Linked DNA regions of Mus musculus: all the other regions are linked to region 1. Evidence: chromatin loops called from intact Hi-C (ENCODE). Cell type or tissue: heart. All regions are shown on one strand. Region 1 holds the start of Mxi1 (MAX interactor 1, dimerization protein). Region 2 holds the start of Smc3 (structural maintenance of chromosomes 3). Region 3 overlaps Mxi1 (MAX interactor 1, dimerization protein). Region 4 holds the start of Xpnpep1 (X-prolyl aminopeptidase (aminopeptidase P) 1, soluble). Region 5 holds the start of Add3 (adducin 3 (gamma)).

The links. Peaks named below come from ENCODE experiments on the same cell type or tissue, not always from the same donor. Only the 100,000 strongest peaks of a DNase experiment are listed, where the experiment ranks them.
Region 2: a loop joins it to region 1, with 3 times the contacts of the local background. A loop is called at or near these places in 2 of 42 quality-filtered maps.
Region 3: it touches region 1 in a loop (3-fold over the local background); 14 of 42 quality-filtered maps call a loop at or near these places.
Region 4: it touches region 1 in a loop (6-fold over the local background); 6 of 42 quality-filtered maps call a loop at or near these places.
Region 5: a loop joins it to region 1, with 3 times the contacts of the local background. A loop is called at or near these places in 13 of 42 quality-filtered maps.

The regions. Positions count from the first base shown.
Region 1 is chr19:53,308,258-53,313,257 of GRCm38, reverse strand. It overlaps Mxi1 (MAX interactor 1, dimerization protein), which reads right to left and starts at 2,752. Exons shown (of 6, transcript NM_001008542.3): 1 at 2,285-2,752. The coding sequence starts at 2,558. Gm30541 (a long non-coding RNA gene) reads left to right here. Exons shown (of 3, transcript XR_003952895.1): 2 at 1-186. In heart, a CTCF peak has its summit at 2,768; DNase peaks (open chromatin) are centred at 17, 537, 1,167, 2,797 and 3 weaker places; H3K4me3 peaks cover 3,189 bases; H3K27ac peaks cover 2,951 bases.
Region 2 is chr19:53,597,787-53,602,786 of GRCm38, reverse strand. Smc3 (structural maintenance of chromosomes 3) reads right to left here and starts at 2,391. Exons shown (of 29, transcript NM_007790.3): 1 at 2,233-2,391; 2 at 1,229-1,304. The coding sequence starts at 2,247. In heart, a CTCF peak has its summit at 2,880 (motif pointing left); DNase peaks (open chromatin) are centred at 1,856 and 2,716; H3K4me3 peaks cover 3,019 bases; H3K27ac peaks cover 1,746 bases.
Region 3 is chr19:53,367,822-53,372,821 of GRCm38, reverse strand. It overlaps Mxi1 (MAX interactor 1, dimerization protein), which reads right to left. Exons shown (of 6, transcript NM_001008542.3): 4 at 3,166-3,280; 5 at 2,461-2,632; 6 at 1-1,249. The coding sequence ends at 1,086. Among named protein-coding and RNA genes, the nearest start is that of Smndc1, 20 kb to the left of the region's middle. In heart, a CTCF peak has its summit at 2,924 (motif pointing right); a DNase peak (open chromatin) is centred at 2,931; H3K27ac peaks cover 1,417 bases.
Region 4 is chr19:53,036,539-53,041,538 of GRCm38, reverse strand. Xpnpep1 (X-prolyl aminopeptidase (aminopeptidase P) 1, soluble) reads left to right here and starts at 2,969. Exons shown (of 20, transcript NM_001374834.1): 1 at 2,969-3,025. In heart, no CTCF peak of the experiment used is centred here; DNase peaks (open chromatin) are centred at 668, 2,248 and 2,868; H3K4me3 peaks cover 2,559 bases; H3K27ac peaks cover 3,027 bases.
Region 5 is chr19:53,139,625-53,144,624 of GRCm38, reverse strand. It overlaps Add3 (adducin 3 (gamma)), which reads right to left and starts at 1,869. Exons shown (of 15, transcript NM_001277100.1): 1 at 1,536-1,869. Gm9618 (a long non-coding RNA gene) reads left to right here and starts at 4,786. Exons shown (of 4, transcript XR_386782.2): 1 at 4,786-4,808. In heart, CTCF peaks have their summits at 1,932 (motif pointing left) and 3,939; DNase peaks (open chromatin) are centred at 2,094, 3,064 and 4,024; H3K4me3 peaks cover 4,544 bases; H3K27ac peaks cover 4,323 bases.

The DNA.
Region 1 (5,000 bases):
TCCATGGCCGGCCGTCTTGCAGAGAGGACACCCAGGGAGAGGGTCCGAGAGGAAGCCCCTTAACTGCACCGGCCTCTGGAACCTTGGCTCGGCCACCACGGGCCCGCCCCGCGCGGGGCAGCCCAGCCGGGCGCGCCCGGCTCTCTGCTTACGTGACTAGTGGCCACGCCGGAGCCCCGACACGGGGTAAACAAGGAGGTGGAGGCGGCCAGGGCGCGGGGGGGGGGGTATGTGGGGGGTAGGTCTCCGATTGTCTGCGGGTATGAAGTGTGTGTGTGTGGGGGGGGAAACACGAGAGGCTAGGGAATCTCTGGCTACCTCCTTAATATTCCTCGTTGCGGGGGTGGGGGTGGGGGATGAGGTTCGCTGAATATTGCCAAGGTGCCCTCTTTGGGTGCACCCCCCCCCCCGGGTCGGAGTCGGCGCCACGGGACAGACTCCAGCGACAGAGGGGATCCGGGAGGGGGACGACTACAGAAATCGCGCCCCTCCCCCTGCAACAAAAGCAAACACACCAAACAAAACCACCTCTTCACCCAGCTCCCTACTAGCTGGGCTTTTCAGAAACTATTCTCCAGACGAGTGCACCCCCTCCACACACACACACACACACACACCCGGGTGAATAATCGCTCAGCGACTCGGCTACACAGCCTGACGGCGATGTGCCTCTGGCAAGCCAGGCAGGCACTCGGAGCAAAGAGGCGACAGAGAAAGAAAAGATCGCACCACAGACCTCCCAACAGAAATCCTTGTTTTGGTCCTACCCCGTCCCCACAAATTGCGCTGGCGATACTCGGTTACTTTAACCCTAAAGGCCCGGGTGTATTTGGGGAAGGTGTTTTTGTGTTTTGAGGGCTGGCGTGTGTGTGTGTGTGTGTGTGTGTGTGTGTGTGTGTGTGTGTGTGTGTTGGGGGGGGGGGTCTTGCAAGACCTGACACGTTGCAATCGGGTCTCTCTCCCATTGATCTCCTACTTGTTCTGACAGATTACACATCTCGTTTTTCTCTTCTCCGTGAGTCTTTCTCTCCCTTGGCCCGATCTTCCTTCTCACAGCTATTATTCTGATGGTGCTGGAGACGCAGCACACGCTTGCCCCCGTTAGGGTGCTGCTGAGTCGAATGCCTGGCGAGAGCTGGGGGTTCCAATGGGCAGGGACAAAAATGAAACAAATACAGAGAGGAAGCCCAGGCCCGGGTGGGGTTCCTAGCATCGGTCTCCACCTGGGGGGGAGTGCGGGGGGGGTGGGGGTGGACGGAACCCTGTAAGGCGTTTGCCTTGCTCGTCCTGTGCGTCTCTGAAAATAAAGAAAATGGACACAACCGCCCACACCTTTTCCCCCAACTATTGTTTCTGCGGAATCCTAAAGTTTGCTTTTAGCCACGTCCCCCTCGCCAAGTCCCCCCCTCCCTACCCCAGCGCGCGCAGGACCGCAGGTCCAGGGAGGGCTGCCGGCGCTGCCTGGTTCCTCTGGCCTGTTTCTTTGAGGGGACCAGAGGCCGTGGCATCCCAGAGGCAAGGAGGCACAGGGGAACTGTGTCTGTGGACACGATGGCCTGAGCCTAGTCCTGCTGTGGAAGGAAGGAGAAACGAAGTAGGCAGGAAGAAGAGCCGGAGTCCACGGCGCGGAGAGCTGTTCGGTGGTGGCGGTTGTTATTGTTGTAATGTGTGTCTGTGTTTTCTTTCTGGAAGCCCTGAGCTCTGCAAACGGTTTCCAACTTTCAGCTTCTCATCCCCACCCAACCCTGGAACGAGCGACAAAAACAGAAACAAAACAAAACAAAAAAATAAAAACAAAACAAAACAAAAAAAAAAAAACCAAAACCATAAGCCAAACCAAAACACTTGTCTGCCGGAGTAGGCTCCGGAAAGAAAAAGGAGGAAAAAAAAAAAAAAAAGGGAAGAAAGGCGACCTCGGAGAGACGAGCTCGCAGCCTCTCAGCCCAGTTGTCAGCAAACAACAACACTCCCCCACTCCTCGGCCAGGCCGTCCTCCGGGCCTGCTGGAGACCGACAGACCAAGGCACCGACAGGCTCCCTCTCCCCTTCGCTGTCTTTGTTACATCTTTAGCAGCTTTGTGCGTGCGTGCGTGTCCTTTCTCCGGTGTCATCGGCTTTACTGCCGAGGGTACGTGTGTGTGTGTGTGTGTGTGTGTGTGTGTGTGTGTGTGTGTGTGTTTGTTGCGGGGGGGCGGCGGCGAACCGAGTAAGCGACAGGGGTCGCACAAGGGGGTGAGAAAGAAAGAGCTGGACGCAGGCGAGCAGTCGGGGCCCCCAAACTTACTTTTGTTTTCTTTCTCGATCTGCTCCAGGTAGCTGGCTGCCTCGAGCAGAATCTGCACGTTCTGCAGAAAAGTGTTGATGTGCTTCTCCATCGAGTTCTCGCTGGTGTTGAAAATGTCCGAGAAGGGGCACCGGGGCTTGGCCCCCGCCGGCTCCTCCGGCTGCGCCGGGGGCTGGGGCGCGGCCGCGGCCGGGGGCATGGCCGGGGGCGCGACGGGGACCAGCCCCGCGCCCTCGCAGCGCGCCTCCTTGCGCGGCCGCCCGCGTTTGCCCATGGAGGCACGGGGGTCCGCGGAGCTGCTCCTTGTCCGGGGCTGCGCGGCCGGCCGAGCTGCAGGGCCTCTGGGAGACCCGGCCTGCTGGAGTCACCGAGGCACCGGGGCAAGGAGCCGGCCTGACTGACTTCCCGAGCCTCGCTGCGTGCGGTTGTGAGTGTGAGTGTGTGTCGCTCTCGCTGTGTGGGTCTGTGTGTATGGGAGATTGAATGAACCTACAGGACGGACGGAGGCGCTGTGGCGCCTGGGTCCTAGTGCGAGCCCGATGCCATCTGACCGGTCAAAATAAATGGTGGCGGCTAGGGAGGCAGGGCCCGCCCCCTGCCTATCCAGCACCCTTCCCCGCCTCTCCGCAAATCCTAGCTGCGTAGACAGCACTGTGCTTTAATAAGAATGGGAAAAAAAAAAAAAAAAACCCTCGGATGTCTCTAGGTGGACCTGGATAAAAACAATTTTTCTTTACAGAAAAATAAATTCAGCACAATGCCTGGCACATAGGAGGTCCCCAATAAATGATAGCTGCTAGGCATTTTTTAAAAAAATAAAAAAGACCTTATTTCAAAATCAAACAATAAAAGCCCAATTCTGACGGGAAGAATAGAAACATCACATGTAACTAGAAACTCCTCCCAACACAAACATTTTACACATGACCCCTCACACGCTCGAACACACACACACACACACACACACACACACCTGTGTGTACCTTCACACAAGCAGAGGAAGTCTCCAGGCTACCCTGTCCGGGTTCAGATTTACCGACTCCTTTGCAACCCTTCAAATGCAAAGTTATTTTCCAGGAAGCGGGAGGAGATGTGAGCATCTCTCCACACTCACTCAGTCCAGCTGTGCAAAGCTCACAGCAGGGCGTCACTACAACTGCCTGCCCTTTCACTTGACAGAGTGCCCCCTAGATAGAAGTGGCAACCTAGGAACCTCTTCTTCCCTCCTTCCCTCACTCCCCACTCCCACACCTGGAGTCTTTATCCCCTACTCCCTCCAACAGTTTCACTGCTGCCACTGGGAGCCACCAGGCCTGCCTGACCAGAGTGTGGGAGACACCTGGATAGCCTGGTAAAGAAGGCTTGGAGTTCTCGGCCTACTCAAGCAGACTGAACAAATCAAATCCTCTAACCCTTCCTGGTCAAAATTTGCACATCCCTGAAACCTCTGAGAAGATGCTTTCGTGAACTAAGTCAAAACTACACCTAGAACATCTTGGGCACATACTAAGAATTTTTGTTTTGTTTTGTTCCTGAAGATCAAAGCTTTGTGCCTGCTGGGCAAGTGTTCTCACACTGGGCTACAATGGCAGCCCCTCTGTGAGAACTTTCTCAGTTGGAACCTAGGTCCCCTTTGCTGCTGTAACTTGAATCTAAGTCAGAATGAATGAGGTAAACAAGACTTTTCTGCACTTCACTGGAAAACAGTTCTAAAAGGAATCTACCCAGACTGACCTCGTAAGGGGACCTGGACTTGTGCTGCCCCCTGTCCTCACCAGCCCAGAGACACTTCCCTATACTTTTGTCACAAAGACTGAAAATGGAAACTTTGTTAACAAAGAATATTTTCTTTGCAAAATGCTCTTTAACATTTACAGCTCATGTGTATACCCCCCACTCCCCCCCCCACACACACATAGACCTGCAAGAAGGCCTTTGTGTGCTTTCAAAAATATTATAAAACTAGGCTGTGAATATAACAGAGTGGTAGGGCAGCTTACCTGCCCAGCGTGCACAAAGCCCTGAGTTCATCCCAGGAACACATGCACACGTTTAAACATAAATAGGGGAAGAGGTAGCTCAGAGGCTAAGGGCACTGGTTGTTCTTCCAGAGGACCCAGCTTCAATTCCCAGCTCACAACCGTCTGTAACTGAAGTTCCAGGGGACCAGACACCCCTTTCTAACCTCTGCAGACACTAGGCACATGTGGTGTAAAGACAGACATGCATGCAGGCAAAACACCCAAATAGATTTTTAAAAGTTCATAAATAAATTAAAAATATAGGCCATGGGCTAGAGAGATAGCCCAGCAGCTCAGAGCACTTGCTGTTCTTGCAAAAGGCCCACGTTCAGCTTAGCATCCTCATCAGACAACTCATGTAACTTCAGTTTCAAGGGATCCAACACTGCCTCCATAGGCACTGGCACACATATGGTGGACACATATACATTCAACTACACATTCAACATATACATAAAATGAAATAAATCTTTTAAAAAGATATATGCTCAGGTGACATGGTTCAGCAGGTAGAGTCACTTGCAGCCAAGCCTGATGACCTAACTTCCGCCCTTGGAGTCCACACAATGGAAGGGGAGAGATTTCTCACACAAGTGTGCCATAGCACAAGTAATGCATATGTTGCCAGGTGGTGGTGGCACACAACTTTAGTCCCAGCACTTGGTAGGCAAAGGCAACAGATCTCTGAGTTTAAG
Region 2 (5,000 bases), 290 kb before region 1:
AACACCAGGAAGCTCCTATAATGAAATGCAGCAAAAGCCCAGTACAATGGAGATGCTTGTGCTGCGAGTTAGTCGGTTAGCACCCTCTGTAGCTCAAGCACAAGGAGAACAAACAGCAGGCTACTCTACTCTCACAAAGGGGGCAGCCCATGTACCAACAGCAGAAAGAGCCTAGCCTCCAACCGTCCTGCCACAGACTACATTCATCTTCAATTCCTCAACTCAAGAGTCCTCTCACTTTAGCCTCTTGAGTAGCTGGAACTAAGTAACCACTCCTGGATTTCCTTCGTTGTTTTCTTTCATATGTTATGTAAATAATGCCTTGTTCTCTAAAGGCCTTCTGTGAACACTGGCATTTTTTTCCCCTCGACTAAGTCTGCTCGCAGATCTCACCTATCCTGTACTGACAGTGCTAGATAAGGTCCCGATGAGGCCCCATCAGAATTCACTCCTGCTGGTACCAGAAACCCCAACCTCTATTCTCCAGGACCACCTAGCCCACTGTCTAGAGTACCTCATCTGGCTGGCCTAGCAAACTGCAACTAGGACACTGTAACAGTCAAACCACCAATGCCAGAACCTCTCAAGTCTAGCACTAACTTCATCCATCCTTCAAAATTCAGTGGCACGTGGTTTCCTCAGCAAAACGGAGACTTTAAACACCAAAAAAACCTTAACTAAGTACTGTTAATGGCAACAATCATGTGAGCTTTAATCTCAAATTTCCATATCCCTTCTCTTTACTCTTTCCAATGGCCTTCTGAGACAGGTAGTGTCTGTTCACGTCTCTCATAAAAACTCACACTCACAAAGAAATTGGCAAGGGAAAAAGACCACAATCTGCAAATAAGCCATCCTTCAAAGAAAGTAACAGTGATGGACTAAGAACAAAACAGGCGACACCCTCTCATGTAAAAGGTTCTGAAATGAAGACACATCATCAACATCCTACACACACACACACACACACACACACACACACACACACACACGCTAGGCAAACATTCCACTACTTAACTTACACCACTGGGCTCCAAAATGATTTATCCGTCTGAGTTACACAAAAATTTTATTTTTATAAAATAAGCAATTCATCGGTGCAGACACGAAACAGGTAATCCCATGGAGGAATATTAACATTCAAAGACAACTCCCGTCTCCCCTGGCCTGTCACGTCTATCGGTAGCAATTCTAAGTCTAACATGGTAAACCAAGAACACTTACTTACCGATGACATTATGTTTGGAGCTGAAGGGATCTACAATTGTTTGGTCTCGGTAACTTCGGAAGCCCTGGATGATCACCTATTAAAGAAGAGACAACCCTTGAGAACACAGAAAGCACTTCTAGGGCAACATTCTTTCCTTCTCCGTCTCTTGCTTCTCACGCAAGGCAAGACAGAAACGGTCCACTCGGCGGAGACCATTGCGATCGGGAGCAAGCAAGTTAAAGATTCGCTAAACCCCTTCCGACATGGCCTGCAACCCTTGCTGGTGCAGGGCTGCTCTGGGAGAAGCTCTCCAAACCCAGCGGCTTCGACCCCGAGCTCTGCACGACAGTAAAGGTCCAGACAGCAGGCAGGCGAGCGGGCGGGCGAGCGAGCTGGTCGCAGCTTGCCAGCCTGCGAGCCCAGTGAGAGGGCATCCTTCAGTCAAACCACTGGCCAGCCCCAATGAGTCCATTGAGAAAAAGAAATAAGATAATAAAAATTAAGTGAAAAGGGGATAGATAGGATCGCAACGCTCCGAGCCTGACCCGTCCAATAGAAAAACGTCGCCCAGCGCGTGTCCCGGGGGCTCGGCGCTCGCGCGCGGGAAGAGCATTTTGACAGAAGTAAACAACCGAGTGAGCAGGCGCGACGCGACCTGCTGCGAGGGTCCGCCCTGCTGGGGCAAAGCCTGAGGCAAGGCGGAGAGAGCCTGCAGCCCAGCCCGGGGCCTCGCGAAGGCGGTCCATGCACCGCCATGCCTGCCTGCAGAACGACGCGGCCTCCCAGCAGCTCGCAGCAGCCCGCGGCGCCCGAGGAAGCCGGGCCTCCGCCTGCAGCCCGCCGCGCCCGGTCCCGCTCGGCTCCGCTCGGCTCCACGCACCGCGCCCCGGGGGAAAGCGCCGACTGCAGCCCGGCGCTCGGCTCGTCAGGGCCCCGCTCCTCCCCGCCCCCCCAAGCCCAGGCCGGCCCTAACCCACCCGCGGCGCGCTCCGGGACACCCCGCCGCCTCTCACGGCCCTTACCTGCTTGATGTACATGGCTCCGCGCCCCTCGGCAGGGGGAAGGCGTCGCCTCAGCACCGCAGCAGCGCGGCCGCAGGCTCGGAAGACGAGCAAGACAGCCCCCTCCTCACAGCGCTCCGCTCGCTCCCGCTCGCTCCCCCTGTGGCCAAACAAAATGGCGGCGGCCGCGGAGGCGGGGCCCGCGCGTCGGGCGGAACCACGATGGAAGCGATGCGGATCGCAGGGGGAGTCTGGGCCGGTTCCACTCTGTCGCGTAGGAAAGGCCCCTCTCCCGCGGCCCTCTTAGACGGACCTGATCTGAGAAAAGGATTTTCTTATCCTCTTGTTTTGCTGAGAATCACTTGGGAGTCCGACTCGGAGGAGCCCCGCTCCAGAGGCCGGCAGGAACTACCTCCGGACGCACGGACTATGGTCGCGCCCGTGAGGGGCGGGGCCTGCTCGGCGCCAAAGCCTGGAGTGAGACGAGCGGAGCCAATCGCCGAGCGCGCCGGAGGTCACGTGGTCGCCGGGCCGCTTAAAAAGGACGTGGCCTGTCAGCCTAGCGCCCGACTTGAATGTAGGTCTCATTGTGACTGCCTGGGGTTCTGAGCTCAGAACCTCCGCGCTTCCATTATTCTCTTTATTAGCTCAGAGCGCCTCCTGCTGGTTCCGAGCCTCCTGACGGCTCTGAGAGAACTGGAGGACGCTAGGACATTTGAAGGGATTGATTTAGGGAGGTTGTCTTTAGTTTTCCAAGCCCCGATTTCACCTTGTAGCTAAGGATGACTTTAAACTCCTTATAGAAAGACCTGTACAATTGCCACAAATAAATTTCTTGAAATAGGTAAATTAAAAAAAAAAGAAAAAAGAAAAAAAAAAAAAAAAAGGAGCCGGGGTGGTGGTGCACGCCTTTAATCCCAGCACTCGGGAGGCAGAGGCAGGCGGATTTCTGAGTTCGAGGCCAGCCTGGTCTACAAAGTGAGTTCCAGGACAGCCAGGGCTACACAGAGAAACCCTGTCTCGAAAAGAAAGTAAGAGAGAGAAAGAAAAGAAATAGGTAGGTACTAGGGTCAGTCCCTAAATGTATAGGATTTTTTTTAGCCCTGGCTTTCCTAGAATTCGCTCTGTAGACCAGGCAGGCCTCAAACTCAGGATCTGCCTGCCTCTGCCTCCCCAGTGCTGGGATTAAAGGCTTATGCCATCACTGCCCGGCTAAATGTATACAATCAGTGTAGGGAGTAGAGTTCTGGGCAACTCTAAAATTGCCTACTGGGAAATAAACAAACAAACCTGGACGACCTAATAAGGTCCTGGTCACCATTCCTGCTTCCTGAGGCAGTTCTCACCCTCAACATGTCTACGAGGAAGGGCAAATCTTGTGCCCTACTGGGAATCCTTTATCTGAAACTCTGGCCAAATTCCACCCAAAGTTTGAGGGAAAAAAAAAAAAAAAAGAAAAAGTATTAAAAGAGAAAGAAAAGAAAGAAAGAAATTTAATTTAAAATTTCATTTTGGGAGTTAAGGACCTCTACCCCTGTCAGTTTGTGAGGGTTTGGGGTATATTATAAACAGAATTCTAAGCCTTCATTCAGTTCCTCAGGATGACGGCTGGGTTTGCAGTGCAGTTGGTAAAGCCCTAGTTTGTCATACAGGAGGTCTTAGACGCTTCCCCAGCACTGGGTAGCCTAGTGGCACACATCTGTGATCCCAGAACCCTGGGAAGGTGGATGCAAGATCAAAAGTTCAAATTCATCTACTGCTTAGTGGGTTTGAAGGAGACCCTATTTTTCAATAATAGTGAAGTCACCAGAACTTTTATGATGGTTTCCACTACAATGAGATTTTTACTTTCCTTCTTAGGCCTTTACACATTTTATGAACTTTATTCAGTTAGCTTGTATAATCATATAAATAGGGGAAAAAGGTTTTTTTTTTTAAATCTCTACAATATCAAATAAGTGATTTTAGACTATTGCCTTGTTTATATTTATTGTCTCTCTCCATGATAGTAAAATCTAAGAGATGAAGAATTTCATTTTGTTACTATTGCTCTCTTCAATTATTTTGCACAAAGTAACCAAATCTTATGAAGGGAAAATGCACAGAGGCCAAGTTCTTACCACAGTGCCTGGCTCTCCTGGCTTTTAACAGTTATCACAGATTACTAAGTATCAAGCGATATAAAATGAAAGTGAAATAGACGCCACAAAGAAATACTATTGAAGGGGGCTGGTGAGATGGCTCAATGGGTAAGAGCACCCGACTGCTTTTCCGAAGGTCAGAAGTTCAAATCCCAGCAACCACATGGTGGCTAACAACCACCCGTAATGAGATCCGATGCCCTCTTCTGGTGCCTGGTGCGTCTGAAGACAGCTACAGTGTACTTTACATATAATAAATAAATAAATAAATAAATAAATCTAAAAAAAAATACTATTGAAGCCGGGCGTGGTGGCGCAAGCCTTTAATCCTAGAACTCTGGAGGCAGAGGCAGGCAGATTTCTGAGTTCGAGGCCAGCCTGGTCTACAAAGTGAGTTCCAGGACAGCCAGGGCTACTGAGAAACCCTGTCTCAACACTCCCCCCCCCCACACCCCCCCCCCAAAAAAGAAAAGAAATACCATTGAGCAATAAAAAAGGATGCATTCTACAAACATGAATGAATTTCTTTTTTAAAATGCTAAGAGAAGGAAGCTGGCTACACAAGGGCTACAGAGCACATGACTGCATTCAACACCAGATAAGATGGTTGTAGGGTCTTTGAATCAAAAGGTTTAAGATAATTATACA
Region 3 (5,000 bases), 60 kb before region 1:
TAAAGCTGGTAAAAGGGAGTGGTCCTAAAGAAAACAAAAACAGCATTGACCTCCGTCTACCCAGCCCAGACCTCGTCCGTCTGTCTGTCCTGCGCACTGTGAAGAGTGAGGCGTGAGGTGTTTATCATTATCAAATGCTGCATCAAAATAGATGATTTCCCCACGTGGTTTATTCCACTATAAAAGACATCTATGTTTTTACTTATGGACAAGCTTTAAAAAGATGTCATTTTGGTTTTCAACACATACAAACAGTTATCAAAATCTCAAATAAAAATGCTGCGGTGGCTCAGACCTTGGCTGCTATACTGCGTGCGCACCTCCTCAGCTCCGCGCAGACACCGAGGCACACAGAGCTTTTCCTCCTGTGATTCAGGCCGTCATGCATGGGCTGCCCCTACGTGGCCGAAGGGTGGCGAGCGGGTGGTCGGCTGCTCTAGAGCTAACAATGCAGGTAAGGTTAGCTGGCTTAGCATGGAATCCAACAGAAAGCCGGGCTGCGTCAGGGCCTCTTTCAAAAGGCTTCATGGAGTCTCTCCTTTTGTAGAGCACGATATGAGCTTTTTAAAAATTCATTTTGTTTAAAAGAACTGATCATCCACAGGCTTCATGATAAACAGAGGCTGAGTTTTAATAGCTCTTCAGCTATCTGAGATTAATGCCTGATTATCCTGCCTTTTCCTTACTCTAAGTGTGATTTTGTTTCTAGGGCCAAGAAGCTCGGGAAGGGTTCATAACCCTATCCTTAAATGTCTGCTCACCACCACAGAGTGAGCAAACTGCAACAGGAGAGTGAAGTCTCCATTGTCTCTCAAGTCAACCTGGTCAACTCAAGATAATCACGCGCATGGTTTCTGCTGCCGTTAGAAACTGTACTCTTTCCAAATATAGGAATATTTGTTCTACCAGGGAGGCTCTACCCCACTTTTCGTTAAGTATTTGCTTAAATACAGGTCTTCTGACCGTTTTGTTCAAGTATAGTTTTTAGTTTTAAAGAGGAGACTGCATCATGAACCCAATTTGAGAGCCGGTGTTGACTCGGCCCAGTGAGCGCTCCGCCCTGCACTGTTAGGCCATGCTGGGTCCTAGGACGCGAAGGAGAGTTTGACACTGGCACTGGAATAACCCTCGTCACTCCCGACACTCTGCAGGCTGCTGTGGTCGTCAAGGTCACTGATGCTGGTGGTACTGACACTGTCTGCTTCTCCATGGGAGAACTCTGTGCTTTCCACATCCACTTCAATCTCCTCTGCGGGAGGAAGAAAGAGAAAACAAAGGGGGGCATTAATAATCTGCATGTGCACTTTCAGAAGTTAGAGAGGTTATCCAGCAAGGTTATCCGTGCTCTATCAGGGACTCTCCTGCAAAGAGCAATCTGGTATACAGTGGTGGTCTTAATTTAGGCAGCAAGTTTACTAAAACCCTTTTGACGCCAGTCCGTCTAGACCTCCCACTAAAAGCGCTTGGCCTGTTTGGGAATTAGTACTTAATATTAAAAGATCCCAACCCAAGTGGTTTAACAACATCTGTTTTACATTAAACCAAAAACTAATTCACAGCTCTGTTTATTAATCAGGGTTGCTTTAAAGAGGTTGGGGTCATGGAGAAATAAAATTAAAGATAGAAAATTTATGTTTAGGCATCCGAATTTTTTGGTGGTGTCAACTCTCTATCATAGATCATAGGTGGATCTATGGATTTCTATGGATTCATCAACAAATTCTGAATAGTAACTAAAATAAGCTAATCATAAAGTAGGTTTAAGGGGTTTGCTTTTGATTTTCTTGCATGAAATATAGCTTCAAGCCATGTCCCTCTCTCATGGTAAGAATTCTGCATTTTCTTTCTCTCTTTCTTTCTTCCTTGCTTCCTTCCTTCCTTCCTTTCTCTCTCTCTCCTCCCTCCCTCCTTCCTTCTTTCCTTTGAGATCTGTTTACTTATGTATATGAGTATACTGTGCACTGTGGCTGTCTGCAGACACACCAGAAGAGACACTAGATCCCATTACAGATGGTTGTTGAGCCACCATGTGGTCGCTGGGAATTGGGAATTGAACTCAGGCAGGACCTCTGGAAGAGCGGTCAGTGCTCTAAACTGCTGAGCCCTCTCTCCAGCCCCCAAGAACTTGGCATATTTTAAACAGAACTTTTTCTAAGTCTAAAATTTATTTCAAAATAGAAAGAATGTATATACATATATGAAAAAAAATTGTGGTTCACAAAGGCACTGCCAGAGAATGTTAGGGTGCACAAAGCCCAAGCTGGGGGCTGGGAGTGCGGCTGGGCTCACTCTTCCTAACCTAGCACATGCTACTCGCTGGGTTTGCTCTCTAGCACCAAAACAACAGAAGCTAGACGACAGTACTACATTGGTTAGTGAGAGCCGATGCAGTGTCTACAGTCTCCCCGCCCCCACCCGTCTCGGAGACTCAGGACTTCCTTAGAAAGAGAAGCTGCCTACCTCGCTCTGAATCCGAGCGATCTGAAGAGATGGTTGATCCAATGCTGTCCATTCGTATCCGCTCCATCTCCTGAGGCCCCTGCAGCTGTTCCAGTCGCCGCTTTAAAAACCTCTGTTCTCGTTCCAAGTTCTCTAGCTGGTGCTGGCTCTTCCTCTCCGCTTCTTCAAGTTTCTAAAATGAAGATGTTTTATTCACACCTGTAGTCCAGTCTAGTACAGTAAAACTAATTCCTGCCACAAATACACATATGTGGGTATGTATGTACCCTTGCATATATAAATACTGAGAAACACTTGCGTTTTAAACATAAAAACAGTGGTCTTTTTCCTGTATGGATGCTATGTTACTTGAACAAATGAAGTGAACTATAAAAGTCTGTGAGGTAAGTTCCACAAAGAGAAACCTCCTGCAATGTGGTATTCAGTGGAAAATTACTGAGAGATAAAGCCAAATAACAGCATCTCCGCCAGAGGGCGCAGCTGCCTTCCTTCAGGGTATCGGAAAGACCTTCCCCAGCATTCTCAGGTCTAGATGGCCACGCTGTAAATTTTTTTCATTTATTCGCATCATGCTGCCCCACTGGATCGCTGGTGAGATTTTACAGCCGTTTCTCTGGAGGGCAGTTAGTGAAGAAGAGGACGGTCTAGTGAGCTGTACACGACACACACAGGAATCAGTGCAAATATGGAAAGAAAGATTCTCACCTTGATGTGTGCTTTGGCTTTGTTGAGCAAACCGAGTGTTGTGTGCCTGGTGCAGTCTGGGCCCAGCGGGATCAGAACTTTCAAGCGTTCTAAACACAGGCGCAGGTGAGCTCGTCTAAGAAAGATATCAGCCAATCAGCACAGCCTGGAGAGCCACTAGACACACACAGCAACTTTGAGCTATTAGCCAACAGCCATATTTCACTCCCAACTTTTTAAAGTACCTGCACGGTAGTGGCGCCGACCTCCCGCCCCACCACTCTGCCCTGCAGACAGAAGTCACTTTAGATTATCAGCCCCCATGAACTCTGTCAGACAGCGAATTGTCTAGGCCGCTCCATAAGCTCCGTGCTGTGCTGTTACTAAAGCAATCGAGCTTGGTTTCCCAATGCCTGAGAGCACAGGCTGGAGTACCGGTTTCAGCTACGGTACCTCAAGGAGCTATAAAACGCACTAAGGTTTCCACCTCCTTCCACCTTTTAATTTTACAGACACACACAGACACACACACACACACACGCACAGGCACGCACCCACACTGTTCAGTAACCGCAGCCATCCCAGAGGGCTGGATGTTGTTTATGTAGAGGCAGAAGGACGTGAACACTTCCTGATCTTCAAACATTTTTTCAGTCCTTTATAAAACGTCAATTTCATGTCCAGCGCAACATGGACGACAAAACTGTGCCTGCGGTGGTGGGTTTCACACCTGTGTTGTGAGCGGGCTGCTGCTCATTCCTTTCCCTTCCGCCCTCATGAGCTACCCTGTTTTCCCCACAAGGAACACAGGTGACAGAATTACTTGCTTAAAGTCCCGAATTCTCCGACAGACCATTCTCTGGGAAAGTCAGAGGGAATTTCTCCTGGAAATGCTCCAGGAGAGCCTTGTACACTTGTGGTCTCCAACTATGACCATGTACATAATGGGAGGTGCCAAACTCTGCTGCTCTCCACCTTTGAGTCTGTTCTTTACCAAGCGCTAACAGTTCAGCAGGGGGCTGTAGAGATGGCTCAGTGCTCAGAGCACTGACTGCTCTTCCAGAGGTCCTGAGTTCAACTCCCAGCAACCACATGGTGGCTCACAGCCATCTGTGATGGGATCTGATGTCTTCTTCTGGTGTGTCTGCAGACAGCTACAATGTACTCATATACATATACATATATATAAATCTTAAAACAAGACAGTTCAGCTGCGTGCAGCACGTGGACTCCTTTGGGGCTGTAACTGAACTTCTACAACAGTCTCAGCTGTATCAGGGATAACGCAAGCCCCCCACTTTCCTCTCAAAGGGGACTTTGAGTTTTAATACACAACAGTGATGTCAAGTGACAATTTCCAGTGCAGGAGTTGAGAGAGGGGCGGGAAAGGTGTAAGTGGTCACCTGTGTCACTGACAAGCAAGGGTGATTGAGGGCAGTGAGGTCAGAGGTTTGGCCAATAAAGGCAGGCCCAGCCACAATCATCAAACAATCAGAAGCGAATTTCTAGTCCTTTTACCGAATCTGCCATCTCAAGTCTAGCACTTGACTCTGCAACTTAATGCAGATAAAAGACTGCTTCGATTTCTCTGTATTTAACAAGTTAAAGGCTGCTCTGCTCTGCTACCTACCTAAATCTCTCCGCTGAGGAGCTGCACACGAGCAGGCTCCTCTTGCTAAGCAGACCAGAATCACCATTAAAACCACGCACCATGTGAAGGCGCCTTCGGATTCTACAGTAGGATTCTACACTGTGGTTTCTGCCTAACTGCGCTCCATAAGACACGGCTCGAGGGTGACACACATGCTGGCCATTTTCTTATTAATTAGAGGCTCTGCTCTGAATTCAGCCTTCTA
Region 4 (5,000 bases), 270 kb after region 1:
AAGTTACTGTCCTAAAGTTTTGGAGTCTGGACTTGTAAGATCAAGGTAGCTACAAGGTCATTTTTTAATTATTTTTCTTTGAGGGATAATCTGTTCATACCCCTCTCTTGGCTCTGTGTGGCTTGCTGGCAACTCTTGTGCTTGGCTTGCTGGTGCACAGCTCTCATCTCTCCCGTGGCATTCTCCCTGTTTGCACCATGTGTCCAGATTCCTTTCTTTAAAAAAAATAAGGACGTTAGTCATAGCAGAACCTGCCTGCTCTGAGACGATGCCATTTTAATTAATCATATGCTCAGGAAGTGGAGCCAGAAAGGCAATTGCCCAAAGTCATGGAGCGCATCCACGATGAACATCACAGTGCATAAGCTGGGATTCCAGGTGATGCTGGGCATGACCTTATCAGGGGAGAGAGGAAGCTTAGCAAGGCTACCAGGCTATCTGACCTTGGGGTGTTGGGGGCAAAGGGGGAGGCAAAGGTAGGACATGGGACTATCCCTGGGCCTGTGTGTCCCGGGGCAGGAGGGGAACAATTGGACAATTGTCAATCTCAGAATCTCAGGACAAGACTTGACTGCCCCACCCCAAGTCCCATGGCTCCGCACCCCGCAGGCAATGAGCTTGACTGCTGAACACCCCGCTCTTTGCAACCAGTAAAATGAGTACAAATGAGTGCTTGGGTCACTGGGTTGTCGCGGGCTAGACAGATCGGGTTCAGTCTGTGTCAGTGTGTCTACCTACGCGAGGTCACAAAACCAGAAAAACCACAGTTAACCCTTCCTGGGCTCACCCTCTGCAATGTTTTTAGAGTCTCCTTCCTGGGACTTCCCGAAAGAACTTGAAGATGATGAAGGTGGCTTTGCTGTCTTGCAAACAGGAACTCAGGTCTGGTTCAGGGACTGCCCAGTGCTGCTTTCTCTCCTTTCTCCTGGGCAATTATGACTATGGGTGCTGCTGCGTTTTGATTGCACTTATAACTCTGCCCGCACTGCCAGATTTCTCTCTTGTTATTCTTTTGGGCGTGGGCAGGAGCCAGTCCTTGTTTACAGTCTCATTTTGGCTCCGCAGGCTTGAGGAAATGAACAGACATGCTGTGTCACACACATTCTTTTCTGGCTTGTCTACGTGCTAACCTAATGCTAACCGGGACTTTCAGTCCTCCAGGACAGCTGAACCCGTTGGATACAAGCGTACTCGGACTTCACCAAGGTCGACGTGGGATGGGACACAGCTTGGTTTTTAAAATAGGTGCTCACCTTCATTTAGTGCCAGGTGTTGTCCTAAGCACTAGGGACATAACAATGAACAAGAGAGCCACTGTGCCGGAGAAGTGTGCAATCTGGGGACATTTATTTCAGCAGCAAACACGTGAGGATGACTGTCAGCTTCTGCCCATTAAAAAAAAAGATTTTATTATATATATATATATATATATATATATATATATATATATATATATATACACACTGTAGCTATCTTCAGACACACCAGATGAGGGCATCAGATTTCATTACAGATGGTTGTGAGCCATCATGTGGTTGCTGGGATTTGAACTCATGACCTCTGGAAGAGCGGTCAGTGCTCTTAACCGCTGAGCCATCTCTCTAGCCCTCCTGCCCATTTTTAAGCAACAGAAACAACTCTTGCTCTGATGGCTATAGTATGTGTGCAGGGTAGAGAGACTATCCTCAGAAGATGAACTCCGGTGAACAACAGTAGAAGCTGTGGGAAAGGGGCCCGGATGGGTCCAAGCGGTTTACAGCTTTAAGCAGGTTTCATCGAGGAGGTGACACTTGACGGGACTGTGAGTGTCAAAGATAGGGAAGGCCAGCTTAGGTGGAGTGAGGTGACCTGTGAGCTGTGATTAAGAAGAGTCACTCCAAATGAAATGGGGACTGCTTAGTTTCTTTTCCCGTCGTTGTGATAAAACATTCTGGCGAAAGGAATTTGAGGGGTAAAGGACTTCTTCGGCTTCCAGTTTCCGTTCATCTAGTCAGGGAGCCAGGCCTTACATCGGTAGTCAAGAGGCGAGAGTAATATATTCATGCTCGTCTTCAGCTCATTTCCATTGATTTTATACAGTCTAGAATCCTCTACCTAGGGAGTGGTTCTGCCCGTCTTAAATAACACAAGACAACCCTCCAGCCAGGCCCAGGGGCTTTTTCTCCCAGGCGATTCTAGAATGGTCAAGTGGACACCTCAGGGTAGGTTCGGTCTGGCTTCTATGCAGGCGTCACACAGGTGAGGTGGAAGTGATGCACCCCAGATAGGTGACGTGATGGAAGTGGGTGGGGCTACGGATCTACTTTGAAGCCAGGACCAAGCGGATCTTGGGCAGATGGGGCATGGACCGGGGAATAAGGCAGATATTACGTCAAGATTTTTGCCCTTAAAACATGGAATAGCCACCGACTGAGATGAAAAAGCCCTACGTGAAGAATGTTTTTGTTTGTACATAGGGTTAGGAGCTAGGTTTGGACGCTTTAACGCCCGATCGTTAGCCCAAGTGAGCAGTAAGTTTTGAAGCTGTTGGGAATAATCATTTGGAAGACATCTCTAAGGTCTCAGCAAGTTATATCCTGATCCAGTCAGTGTCTCCAGGACCCTAAAATAGGTTCTTGCAGAGCTGGCCACGACTCTCTCGTCTTAGCTGACCTAAAAGCTGGAACAAACCGGAGAAGCATGCAGCTTCCTTAGCTGGCAAAACGCCTGTCCTTCCTCTTAAATGGAGAGGAAGATCAGTGACGACTGACCGGCGCCTCTCCCAATTGGTTGCACAGAACACCACACCCTCTCCAAGCAACAGCCCAAAGGTTTTGGAATTCTGACACTCGGCCACGCCCACTCCGGTGAACGGGCGGGGTTTACAGCGGGGCGGAGCCTCTGCGTGAGCACGCCACAGAGGGGAGGAGTGGCCTGCCCGGTGCGCGCGCCTGGCCGTGGGTGATCAGCTGGTCTGCGCTCCCCTGACGTGGGCTGGGGCACGTCACCGCCGAATGGCAGCCTCCAGAAAGCCGCCGCGAGTAAGGTGAGGGGACTGTGCCGGCTGACCGGCATCCGGCGCCCGGCGCGCGAGCTGCACCCCCGGGAGGGTAGGGACGAGAGGGCGAGCAGCGACGGGCCCGCGGCCGTCCGGGGATGGCCTTGGCTAGCGGGGGTTGCCCCAGCGGGAACCGGGGAACGATCTGTGCAGCCCGGCAGGACTCAGCTCGCTTCCGGCGGGGCCCCCGGGCACCTCCGGGCGGCCGGAGCCGGTCCAGGGACCAGTGTGACCGAGGAACTGCCTCGCTGGTCCCGGGAAAGCGGTGATCCTTACCACCCCCGACCCTGAGGGGAGGCCCTGCTGTTGCAGGAAGTTGGTCCCTCTTGGATCCACCCCGGGTACCCAGAAGTGATTGTGCCCCTGCCCTTTTCCTTCCTCCACGGCGGCGATCTAAAGTTACAACCCTGATCATTCTGATGACTGCATTTTACCTCTTGATTCAAACTCCCAACAGAGACAGGCAGCCGTTGTGCCCTCCCCACCCAAATGGTCTCAGGGGCTGTATCAGGAAACAGATAGGCATAGCCTTCCGGAAAATCCTCCTGGAGCCTGCTCTGGGTTCTTCTTGGACACAGGAAGTGAGAAGACACTTCCCAGACTCATGTTGAACATGCTTTAGTGTATCCCTTCTGCACCCGAACCAGGCACACTTGGTTATTTAAAGTGGGAGATGCTAAGAACATAAAACCAGAATTAAAACTCTGAGGGGATGCACAGGGGCGTACCCATCCTCTCAGACCAGTTGAGTCTTGAAAGAACACATGAGGCACCGCAGCCCGACTTGTGAAATTCCGACCATATTATGCCTGTTTCTGTGAGTGGACAGATCTCAAGCCTACCTTGACCCAGACCTGGTCTTGTCACAGCGTGTTAAGTGTGACCAAGAAGTTTATATATGCACGATGGTGGGTGGTGTGGGTAATTGTCCATGTGGTTAGACCTTCCTGGACGTCTTCTGCTGGAAATAAAGTCAGGCAATTGGATAATGATGTAATGTCAAAGGTTCGGAGGCAGCTTGAGGACCACACCACAGTCGTTGCTGGATCCTGGATCCGTAGTCACAGTATTGGGGGTGGTCAGTGAACGTCAGATGGTAGGCTGAGAGGGAGGGTGCCTTCCGGAAGTGGTAGAATTTCAGTGCCATCCAGTGTACAGATGAGGACCCCTTTCAGTTTAGAAGGTCAAACTGAACTCCTTGAAGGAGGCAAATGGAGGCTGGTGGCTGTTAGTGAAGCCAAAGATAGTCGAACCAATCCTGGCACCAGACTTGTCTTCCCCGTCTCACTTCTAGCTCCAGTTGTGTTCAGCTCTCGCTTGGGCAGACTTTTTCCTTCCCGCAGGTGGTGAGAGTTCTAGGCTGACAGTCACTAGAAACAGCCTTATGGTGCGGCTGGAGCAGAGGTCTTAGATCTCCTTCTCACTGAACTCACTTGATGGTTCATGCTATCTGAACTGGTCGTTAGGACCAGAGGGGTGTATTTACCAAGCTTGCATCCATGATGCGCATGGGTTCATGTGATAACAGCAGGTGATAGGTACTTACACCAAACCCTTGGACCGAAATGGGTATGGGGATTGTCATTGTCAGAGCAAAGTGGTGGTTGTCACGTCAAGAGCGGTGGGTTCTGGGTAGTGGAGGACATCTTTGCCTACTTCCCCACCCTAAGAACCCGTCCCATTTATCTCATTTCACTGAATACCATTTAGCACTTGGTTCTTTTTTTTTTTTTAAAGATCTACTTATTTATTATTATATCTAAGTACACTGTAGCTGTCTTCAGACACCCCAGAAGAGGCATCAGATCTCATTATGGATGATTGTGAGCCACCATGTGGTTGCCGGGATTTGAACTCAGGACCTTCGGAAGAGCCAGTCAGTGCTCTTAACCGCTGAGCCATCTCTCCAGCCCCAGCACTTGGTTCTTATGTGGCCTCAGCGTGAGCACTAGAGATATGTGAT
Region 5 (5,000 bases), 170 kb after region 1:
AATCTTTTCAGGGGTCATGCAATCACCCGTCACCTTCCAAAACTACCAAACACTTCCTAATATCCCATATGCAAAAGTGTTTCACTGTATTAACATCTCTTAACCAAGTATCTACAGAGCTCCTTAAATTATGTTTAGCATCCTAGATAGGTAATAAATTGCTGGGGAGTTTTCCTTTAAAGCAACTATTACCAACATGCTGACACTCCTGGGTCAATTTAATGAGGTGGGGGAACTGTAGAAAAGTGTCCGGCCACTACTCATAACTACAGTTAATCTGATCAATTTTAGGAAAAAAAAAAGTTACCCTGCAAGTTAAGTCCGACACAAAGGAGATTTAGCTATAACATCTTCCAGAAGTGCTCGAAAAGAAACAATTCTATCAATGAGTCAGCCTTGTACCTTAAATACACAGGTCATTCTACTGGTCAAGTAACTTCATTTTAAAAGGACATATTACACTGTACTCTTACTAGAAGTCTGCCAAAACCCAAATCAGTACATGTTCAGCACACTGAGGATGGAGTCCATTCTAAGAAAGGCAATCATTTCATACTGCTAACTCTAAAATTTCTATAATTTTATAAATCACTGTAAAGAACTCACACATGTTTATGTAGCTCATCCCAAGCCCCAGAGTCTTATCAATTCCTTCCTGAGCCTGGCTCCTAATCCTCACTCAAAGCCTCTTGGCTGAGCTAAATCCCACACCACTCTAGCAAAGTCAATTCCAAGAGCACATGTGCCAAGGATATTTAGTGGTTTTCCTTACACTCCCACTTTAAACGGGCATCTACTTGCAATTAAATCTCTGCAACAAAAAAAGTTCACCTGAGGCCATTCTTGTCATTTTAATAGAGGCCTGGTTTAATAGTGGCCTTGCCTCAGCTATTACATACCTCCAAAGAGGTTGGAAGTGCCCCAAACACCAGCAAACCAAATCTGCTGCCAACTGGGCTGTCACCCCGCAAGGAAGAATAAAGTATCAGGAATGCTTGAAAGGTTATAGTGTGTGTGTGTGTGTGTGTGTGTGTGTGTGTGTGTGTGCGCGCGCGCGCGCGTGCTCGTGCGCACTTTTAGTGTGTGTGTGCTGGGGAGGGTCACACTGATTAGATAAAGTGGTTGAACAATTTCAACTTGTGACTGAAGTTTCTTAAGCCACGAGGGGGTAAAAAAAAAAGAAGAAGAAAAAAGAAAACAACAAATCAACACGGTCTTCTTCCACCTTCTCCAAGCGCGGGAACCTCCCACCGTCCCCGCGAGCACCTTCGGGGTCAGCAAGGCTCCCCGCAGAACAGGATTTTGCAATCCCACGCCCTCGCTGGGGGAAGCCGGGGACGCCCGGGTGAGTCCCGGCCCACTCTGCGGCGCCGCACCCCGACTCCTCGCCCCCAGGTCTGCACTCCTCGGCCCCGTGGGGCTCGCGTTCCCGCCCCGAGCACGGTTCACCTGAGGCCGCGCGGCCAGCCAGTCCGAAGCCCCCTCGGCGTGGGAAGCGCGGCGGGACCCCGGGCCCTCCGCTCCCGCAGGATTACCTCGCAGCGCAGCCGGCTTTGTGCCCACTCCTTCGCCACCGCCGGGCTGCAGCGGCCGCCCGGTCCGCCGCAGCCGCCTCTTAACGTCGCTCGCTCGGTTCCCGAGGAGAGGGCCGGGAAGGGAGGGGGCGTGGAGACGCAGGACCTGGACGCCGAGCCCTCGGCAGCGGGAAGTGGCGACACCTGGTCGCCGACGCGTCTAGCTCTCGCTGCTTCAAAACATCATTTAAAGCCCTTTCCTCTCCCTCCAGCCCCTCGCCCGCACGACCGTTACCGGCGGGCGCCTCGCGCTCTGGCGGGACCAGCCGAACTCCCCACGAACGCCCTCTGGCCCGCCCCTTGGGCTCCGCCTCCACAGGGTCCAGGACTCCGCCCCCTACAGGCTTAGTCTCGCTTAGCACCCCGAAGGCCCCGCCCCACAGGCCTGAACGCCTTGGCCCCGCCTACCACAGGCCACGCCTCAGGGCTCTTGATTCCGCCCTCTACAGGCTTGACCCTTCTAGTACCCCAGCTTCAAGGCCCCGCCCCATGGCCCGAGAGCTCTAGCCCCGCCTCTTATAGGCCACGCCCCAGCAGCCTTCACTCCGCCCAGTACGGGCTGGGCCCTCGTAGCTCAAAAGCGTGCCCCTGGTTCCGCCCTTCGCCAGCCCAGCGTTTTTGCTCCGCTCCTAATAGGCCACGCCCCCAACAGGCTCTCGCAGGTCCAGGCCCCGCCTCTGCTGCCCCTTGAGATCTCTGGCCCCGCCCCTCGAGGCCCCCCTTCGAGCTGCAAGCTCCGTATCCGTGCAGCTGCGGCAGTGGGGGCCTACGTGCTCCGCAGGCGGAGGGCCTGTTGCAGGGCGCCTGCCTGGCGCCTCTGCAAGGTCTTCCTCCCTCAGTGCAGCTCCGATCCGCTGCCGGAGAAGGAAACGACCCCGAGAGAAACCCGATTGAGAGTGGGAGGGTGACGCCACGGAAACATCTACCTCCCCAGTCCTAACGTGCTTCCCCCACCCAGTGAATCTCAGCTGAGCCGTAGCTTTCAGATTGAGCTTCTGTGGCCCACTGAGGCCGCTGGGTTTTTGGGGGGAGAGGCCACAATAGTTGGACTTCAGCTCGGCTCCCACAGGAGGGGGCCTCGATTTTCTCTTCAGCATATTTGCGTTTGGGGGAGCCTCCCGCCTTCACTCACTCCCACAGAGGGACGGGGCAAGGGCCTTTATATTCATTTGGACCAGCCCAAACTCTGCACTCCTACTTTGGCTAATTGCCTCTTAAACCTTCTGAGAGCTGACCTCTTGGGAGATGAAAAGTCTAGGCTCCGCCAGCAGCCTTCAAAATCTGTCTAAAGCCAGGCAAACTTTGCAACACTCATTTGCAGAGTCGGGGATCCCTCCACAGGTGACACTGGGCTGCCCACCCCCGCCTCCCAGACGGGTTTCTCACCCCAACCTATTCTCGAAATAGACCTCCAGGCACACGCTCGCTGCTCTCCTCTGCCACCCACGACTTGCACACCACTCCGGCACACATGCCCTCTCCACTGCACGAATTCACCCTCAAGCACACTCCTCCCAACACCATTCTAGTGATTCATGGTCCCTGGGGTTAACCCCACCCTAACACACACAGCAAACTTCATTTCCCCACCCTTATCTCCCGTCCTTTCCAAGGCACTGGCGACAGGCCACTTCATTTCCTTCCTCATCTGCAGGCTCTCTTCCCCCTCAAATACTTCGCGCCAGCCTCCTCATCTTCATCCCCTTTCCCAAAAAAAAATGTGCTAATTAAAATGTAGTTTCCTCTTCCCACATACGAAGTGTGGCAAATGAATAGCGTTCTTGGCAAACGCTGCAATTCATTTATCCTCCTTTTCTCTCTCCACTGGACTAAAGCTATAGAAATTTTAGTCTGCCACTATCACCCATTTGCTTTTTTTCTAAAAAGGAGAGAGAGACCATGTCTTCTTATTTTTAAACACTCAACATTCGTGGGGGAAGTCTTGCTAAGCTTTAAGGAGAAAAAACGGCATCTAGGAAGCGCTCAACCCATCATTTTATTTGCCATTTAAAAATATCTGCAGTGTTTGAGAGCGAGATTGGGAGTGGCTGTGTTTTCTGCATTTAAAAAGAAAAAGAAAAATGCTCTGCATGCATTAGGTTAGCCTTTTTTACGCATAGCAAGAGAGGAAAAAAAAGTACTGTAGCATCACATATCATATAATAGTCTCTCCACTACCCAGAACGTGTGTGTGCCAGACAGAACTGTAGACCCCAACCCACCTCCAAAGGACTGCAGATTCACATAACGTTTTAAGCATGGCTGATGGGGAGTGCATTTTGCCACCATTGCCTTTCCCACGCGTTATGAACAAAATGGGAAAGAGATGTGCTTACCTGCAGGCGATCCGAAGCTGCTTTGCCAGCAGGGGAGCCGACGTGTGTCCGTCTTCCCCGGCTTAGGTGTGGATTCTGCAGTGCTGCACGGGAACCCACTGCAGCCGCGGAGCAGCGGCGGCGGCTGCTGCTTCTCCCAATGCTGAGTTGTAAAGTGTGTGACTTAGAGACTCCACGGTTGCCGTGAGGCGCTGGCTTAGAAGAGAGGAGGCAGAATCTCTCTTAAAGGAATGGGTTTGGTTTTTCCTCTCCACTGTTGCTTCATCAGATGTAAAGGGCGGGGGGGTGGGGGGGGTGGGAGGGGAGAGGAAGATCAGGAAATTTTTTTTTAGACTGAGCAAAACAGTACAGCTGTGGGAGGTCAAGGTTAAAATTAACTGGGTGAAGGGAGCGACTCAATGAGAAATGCTAGAAGCACTAATTTTAAAGAGCCCTCTCTCTACTCCTAATATTGGGGTTAATTGCCAAAATAAAGCGGTGTGCCTTGAAACGGATCAGCCACGTGTGCTAATCTTTCATTTCTAACCACTGTACTAAATAACCATAGAAAGAGAGACTATTCAGTATTTACTACAAGTACGAAAGGATTAATTACATAAACCTCATGTGAGTGCTAACACCTAAAATATAGCTGAAACTTCTAATACATGTTTATATTTACATTTATATATTTACACATATATTTATATTGTATATTATATCTATAATTATATATTATTAATTATATATACATAATCTGTGAGGTATTTGTAGTTTTTTTTTTGTTTTTTTTTGTTTTTTTTTGAGACAGGATCTTACCATGTAGCCTTGGCTGGCCTAGAAATGGCTATGTAGAGCAGGCTGTCTTCGAACTCACAGAAATCTGCCTGACTCTGCTTCCCAATTTCTATGAGTACAGGTGTGCACCACTATACCCAGTTCTAATATATTTTTTGATACTAGCACTTAGTATCAGAGAATATATTATTGATAGATTTCAATGTTGACGTCTATGTTATAAAATCTATTATATCCAGAATAAAATATATCTAAATTAATTTTAGAAAATTATAACCGAGTATACTGGTCTATGGAGTGAAATTTTGCAAAT